Linked DNA regions of Homo sapiens: region 2 is linked to region 1. A link is an interaction called in ENCODE POLR2A ChIA-PET data of the cell type or tissue named here. Cell type or tissue: PC-3. All regions are shown on one strand. Links, peaks and the distances in the headings refer to the core of each region. The heading gives the core; the rest is flanking DNA.

Region 1 (2,918 bases), core at 176-2,675:
GGGACTGGGATTAGCCATGCACAGGGTCTGGAGGGACCATTTCCACATGGTACCCTTTCATACCTTTTCATTTTCATCCATGTAAATGCGTTACCTTTTCCAAAATAATTTACATTTTTCTAAAAACTTTAAAAAATGTTAATTCCTACTCAATTAGACTCTTCGAGCTAGGTCTCAGGAATTAGCATTTTAATAAGCTCTCCAGTTTATTCTTACACACTCAAAATTTTGAGAACTTCCCCGTGAAAGGCTCTTTCTACTAAAAGGAACTTTATCCATTTCCCTTTGAGTTAAAGACAGCAATAATAAACCATACAGGGGGAAAAAAAAACCTCATTAAACTTTCTCAAGAGAAATAAACAATGCAACCTCAGCTTTCCTAAAATCAATTTAGATTCTGATATCTAAGTTGTCAGCTACTTTCTACTTTTTGCATTTATGCAGACCAAGGGAGTTGTGAGAAAAGAGATGTTATAGTCACTGGACAGGTTGCCCTCTCCTGCCAAGCTTCCCCAAAATGATGTGGGGTTTATTGGCCCCTTACCCCACCCCAGCAAGGGTGCTGTGTACTCACCTTGCTTTTTAAAGAGGTTGCTCTGGACTATCTCATTCATAGACTGTACTTTCTGCTTCTGGAGTTTCACAGGAGGGATGCAGGTGTAGAACTCATACAGGAGTTGGCTGAGGGCAGGAAAAATAGGAGCTGGTAGAGCAAGGCAGACCCATGTCTCCCAGCTCATAGCACTTACAGTCCATCCCTGGACCTCTAGCTCTGGGAAACCCCCAAGTCCTGGCAGAGCATGAGGTGCAAGGTAAGCCTTCAGTAAAAATGTACAAGTTGTTCTTGGTATAGAATATTAGTAGCATTAAAAGAGACGTAAAAATCTGAAAATACCCATAGCCCTGAGCAGTTACCGTGTACCAAGCACACACTTTGCATTTTGCATTCATTATGCCATGTAGACTTCATAACTCTACAAGCTATATACAATACTTATCCCAATTTTATAAGTTAGAAAGCTCAGGTTTAGAAAGGCTAACTTTTCTAAGGTTATGCAGCTAGGAAGTTAAAGAAACAAGAGTTCAAAACAAGGTTCTGACTTCATTACCATACCATTTTACTTACAAATGTTTTATGCTTGGTAATGCTTTATGATAAGTCTTAAAATCAAAATCTCTAATTTTTTTTAAAACTATGAAAAATTGTGGATTAGAACCAGTTTGGGACATCAAAAGGGAGATAGCTCTTCCCAAATAGGGTGAGAATCAAAATACCCTGAAACAAAATTATAGTCCTTGTCGGCTTTCCAAAATAAACTTATTGTATTCATTTATTCTTTCAAGGACTTATTAAACATCTACTTAATATGAGACAGGCAAAGCGCAGAGAAATGGGGATATAATGGGAACAGACTGGGTCCCATTTGGCATGGAACTTACATTCTAATAGAGGTCATCAAATGACACAGAAGCAAACAAATCAATACACAGCGATGTATGCAGTGGAGGAAATAAATAGGGAGCTGTGTCAGAGAATAATGGCACAGGGGCTGGGGGAGAAATTTAATTTATTTACAATATCCAGCAGTAGCTTTTCCAAGATAACATTTAGCCTGAGGGTCTGAAGGATGAGAAGGAGCTAGCAAAAATCTTCCATATGAACAGAAAAAGGACATCCATGAAAAAACTGGTAACATCTGAATAAAGTCCAGAGTGCAGTTAAAATAACTGTATCCATGTTAATTTCTCAGTTTTTATAAATGTGCCATAGTTATTTAAATGTTAACATTAGGGGAAGCTGGGTGAAGGGCATATGATAACTCTCTGTATGTAATCTTTGCAACTCTCTTCTAAATCTATAAGTATTTAAATATAAAAAGTCTTTTAAGTCTGTTATCTGTAAACTACAATACATTTTTTAAAAAGAAGAAGGTATATCTGATTGAAATGCCCCTATTCCAACAGCATAATCACATTAAAATAACGTGTTCATCTATGAGCTGAACGTAGTTAAGAAGTAGAAGGCAAAAGGGAGCTGTCTCCATTATCTCTTTAGGTATGCTTAGGCTGTTCTCCATTTGCAACTGTGGGGTCTACAAGGCAAAGAGTGGAACCCAAAATAACCTTCAGGCCCAGGTGAAATGGAAACATTCATCTCAAACATCAATTTTTTTTAACCTATATGATTAATTTTCATATCATCAAAGAGGGATGCTTATTATACAGTTGGTTTTCACCAAAGTCTGGCACAAGAAAACCAAAAGGTAAAAATACCACACCGGAAACCCTGAAAACATCCCCTGCCACAGGTCTTCCCCATCCCCAAGCTGAGTGCCCATCTGGAGCTCCCCATAAGAGCCCTCCTCCCACTCTGAATCCCTAGCTTGCCAGCAGAGCCCAAGAAAGTACAACATGAGCTCTCACCTGAGTAACTTCGCATCAAAGACCATTTCTACATCATGCAGGACAGATGGGATGTATTTCAAAGCCGCCACCTAGGTGGAATGTAAAATACATATAAGTGATCCTCACATCAACAAGTCTGTGCTGGCAAAGAGGGTACTTTGCAGCATGACACAGATCAGAGGAGAATGATTCTGCATCCTGGACATTACAATATTGATGGAAGCCTCTGTATGGACATCAAAACATAAGCACGGACTTCTTTGTATACAAAAGTGAAGTCACAACTCCTGTCTTCAAGGAGGCAATAACATAGACTAGAATGACCACAGACCTTGTAGTTCTATAGATCTGCAAATTCTGTTTCCACACCTTATTAGCCATGAGGCTTTGGACAAAACACTTAACCTCTCAGACATTTACTTATCTGTGAAATAGACAAAGTTATATGTATTCTGAAGGATTGCGAAGATTAAAAATAATATATGTGAGGCATCCAACAGAGCACCAGGCCT
Region 2 (2,918 bases), core at 318-2,817, 120 kb after region 1:
GCAGAACATATGCTGCAGAGCACAGACTGTGGCACCCATGTGTAATTGACTATTGAAAAAAAAAACAAATCCAAAGGTCCAGAAATTAGCGGAGCAGTATGGTGACTACATTTCATCTCTCAAAAGACAGCAGCAATAGGATGCTGATCTCAGGAGGAAGCAGAGCTTAGAAAACACAATCTGTCTTCAAGGCTCATTCAAATGCAAACATTATGGTCAGGGGCAAGATGTCCACTGCCTAATGAGGTGCCCATATAACTACGGATTAGGACAATCTCCTTACATGAACTCAAACAGCCAGCCCAGCAGGCACTCCTAAACAGACCCAAATTGCTGAAGCATCTGAAAGTAGGAAGCCCCGGCACCTAAGAATTGGTGGCAGGAAGGAATTAGATGTCTAATCCATGTATTTTTGTTTCACCAGACTAATTTCTGGGGACCAATCCAAAGGTACAGTCAGCCACTGTAGCAAAGATGCATGTATTAATATCCCTCCAAGCATTGGCTTTGGGATTCTTTTCCCCATTGCTCCTGAGAGGCCTTCTCACATCATCTAATTCAAGACCATTCCTAATATTCTCACTCATATTAAAACAGCACATATCACAATTTGTAATTATATGGTTACTGATTTATTCATGAAATTCTTTTTCATCTTCCCTATTAGACTACAGGCTCCAGAAGGATAGGGGCCATATTGGCCTAATTCTAGTAATCTCAGTGACTAGCATAATGCCTGGCACACACACCCAACAAATATTTAAGAAGTTAATGAAGAATGAATGAGTGAACAAATGGACAAGTTAATGAGTGAGTGATGCTCTCTATCCTTTCAACTGTTGCATTTGGCAATAAAAGCAGTATAATTGGTCCCTCTGTAGTGAAGTTCTGCTCCTGGGTATGTTTGGGATGCAGTTTCCACTCATGCTTCCAACTCAAAGAATCAGTCCCCACCCATGGCTCCTGCTAGAGGAGTAGCAAGCCATGTGACCCCACCTCATAGTCACAGAGAATTAGACCTGCCAGGGGCAGCACCCTCACCAGAGTGAGGCCCATTATTAGGCTGGCAATGAACTCTGACTTGGGTTGTCTTTCTTACAAAGGGAAATCAAGCTACCACTCTCTTCTGTTGGGACTTTGAACAAATAAACACAGAGAAGATTCAGTGGATGCTTGAACTGCAAGGTTGTGCAGAGATGGGTGGGTTGCATGCTGGGGCCACCACTGTGGTATTAGAGTATCAGTTACGAAGGAACAATGCAATCAGAGGGAGGTGGTGGGGAGAGAAAGGAGACCACAGTTGGCATGCTCAGAGAAGCTGAGAAGCCATGAGAGGAGAGGCAGAGGTTTCCAGGGTTGCCTCAGTTCAAGCCCTTTCCGAGGCCTGGCTCCTCCTGTTTCCTGGATTTCCATGTGATTCCTCTGACCCTAAAATACACCACTTCTCCCTGCTCTCCCACAGATACACACCACACACATTTTCGTTGAACTGGTTTGACTAGATTTTGTTCCCTTCAACAAAAATCCATGTGCAAATGACACCAGCACACATTGCCCACGCCAAATCTGTCAGTGTGCATGGATCAGCTCTGTCCAGGGTCCTGGGCTGCGACAGCATCACCCACATCCCTGAACCACGAGCTGGTTATGGATTCCTCCATATTCCCCAACCAAGCTGTGAAAAAGATCCCTTCTCTGCTTCTGCAGAGCCTGTTATGGTTTGAATTGTGCCCTCCCCCTCCAAAAAAAGAGACGTTGGAGTCTCAACTCCCAGTACCTCAGAATGTGATCTTATTTGGAGACAGTCTTTACAGAGGTAATCACATTTAACTGAAGTCACTAGGGTGGGCCCTAATCTAATATGACTGGATGTCCTTTTTAAAAGGAGAAATGCGGAGACAGACACGCACACAATGAGAATACCACGTGAAGTTGGAGGCAGCGATCAAGGCAACGCTTTTGTAAGCCAAGGAATGCCGAGGATTGCCAGCAAACCACTGGCAGCTGGGGGAGACACCTGGAACAGATTTTCCCTCAGCCCTCAGAAGAAACCAACAAATATTCCTCAACACCACACATGGGTGTAAAACCATAGCTAGAGAGAAGCTGCATACAGAACAGGTTTCTGATCAAAATATGCCACTTCCATAGGGCATATTGATTATTTTGAGCTGGATGCAAATAAGAATCAACAGGTACAGCAAGAAGCTTTCCTGGATATTTATCTGAAGAAACTCCTAAGAAATAAGGACTGTCATAAATCCCCTCTCCCAGGGAAGTTTTATGGCAATGAAGAAGACAGAAAGTTGGCTCCAAGATGAACCTGCACAAATAACCCTTTATCTTCCATTAGATTCCCCATATATTTCCCTTCCCACAGTTTGCTGCCCTTGGAGGCCTAAAACCCTCCTTTGACTTGCTACTTCTCTAAACCTTTATTGTACCTTTGCTAAGATGCTGTATAAGCTCAAGTTCAAACCAACCCTTTGAGTACTCCATATGTAAGCAGGATGTACATGCTAATAAACTTGTTTGTTTTCTCTTGTTCATCAGTCTTTTGTTAGTCTAATTTACAGAAAACCCAAGATGCAGTAGCAGAAAGAAGCTTTTCCCTCCCCTACAAGAATAACTAGAGTCCCACACAAATCTGCCTGGCAGGCTCAGCTTCAGGGTAAACAAAACTCTTTTCTACCCTCACCCTTTATCTCAGGACTCCTGCCTTGAAGCCCTCTTTATAGTCCCAAAATACCATGCCAGAGACCACAGATTATTTGTCATGAATTTGTGTCCCCACCAAAATTCTTATGCTGAAGTCCCAGTCATCAGTGTCTCAGAAGGTACTCCTATTTGGAGATAAGTGCATATTCGGAGATAAAGGAATTATTAAGTTAAAATGAGTCCTTTAGGGTGGGATGCTA

The links. ChIA-PET counts read pairs that join two places held together with the same protein. Peaks named below come from ENCODE experiments on the same cell type or tissue, not always from the same donor. Only the 100,000 strongest peaks of a DNase experiment are listed, where the experiment ranks them.
Region 2: POLR2A ChIA-PET joins it to region 1 with 5 read pairs; 2 of 35 experiments call an interaction of 5 or more read pairs at or near these places.

Annotation. Positions count from the first base shown.
Region 1 is chr5:169,759,282-169,762,199 of GRCh38, reverse strand. DOCK2 (dedicator of cytokinesis 2) reads right to left here. Exons shown (of 52, transcript NM_004946.3): 24 at 2,425-2,495; 25 at 575-681. Among named protein-coding and RNA genes, the nearest start is that of DOCK2, 120 kb to the right of the region's middle. In PC-3, for the core only: no CTCF peak of the experiment used is centred there; no DNase peak of the experiment used is centred there.
Region 2 is chr5:169,640,093-169,643,010 of GRCh38, reverse strand. All of the region lies in intron 1 of DOCK2 (dedicator of cytokinesis 2), which reads right to left. Among named protein-coding and RNA genes, the nearest start is that of DOCK2, 4.3 kb to the right of the region's middle. In PC-3, for the core only: no CTCF peak of the experiment used is centred there; a DNase peak (open chromatin) is centred at 1,510.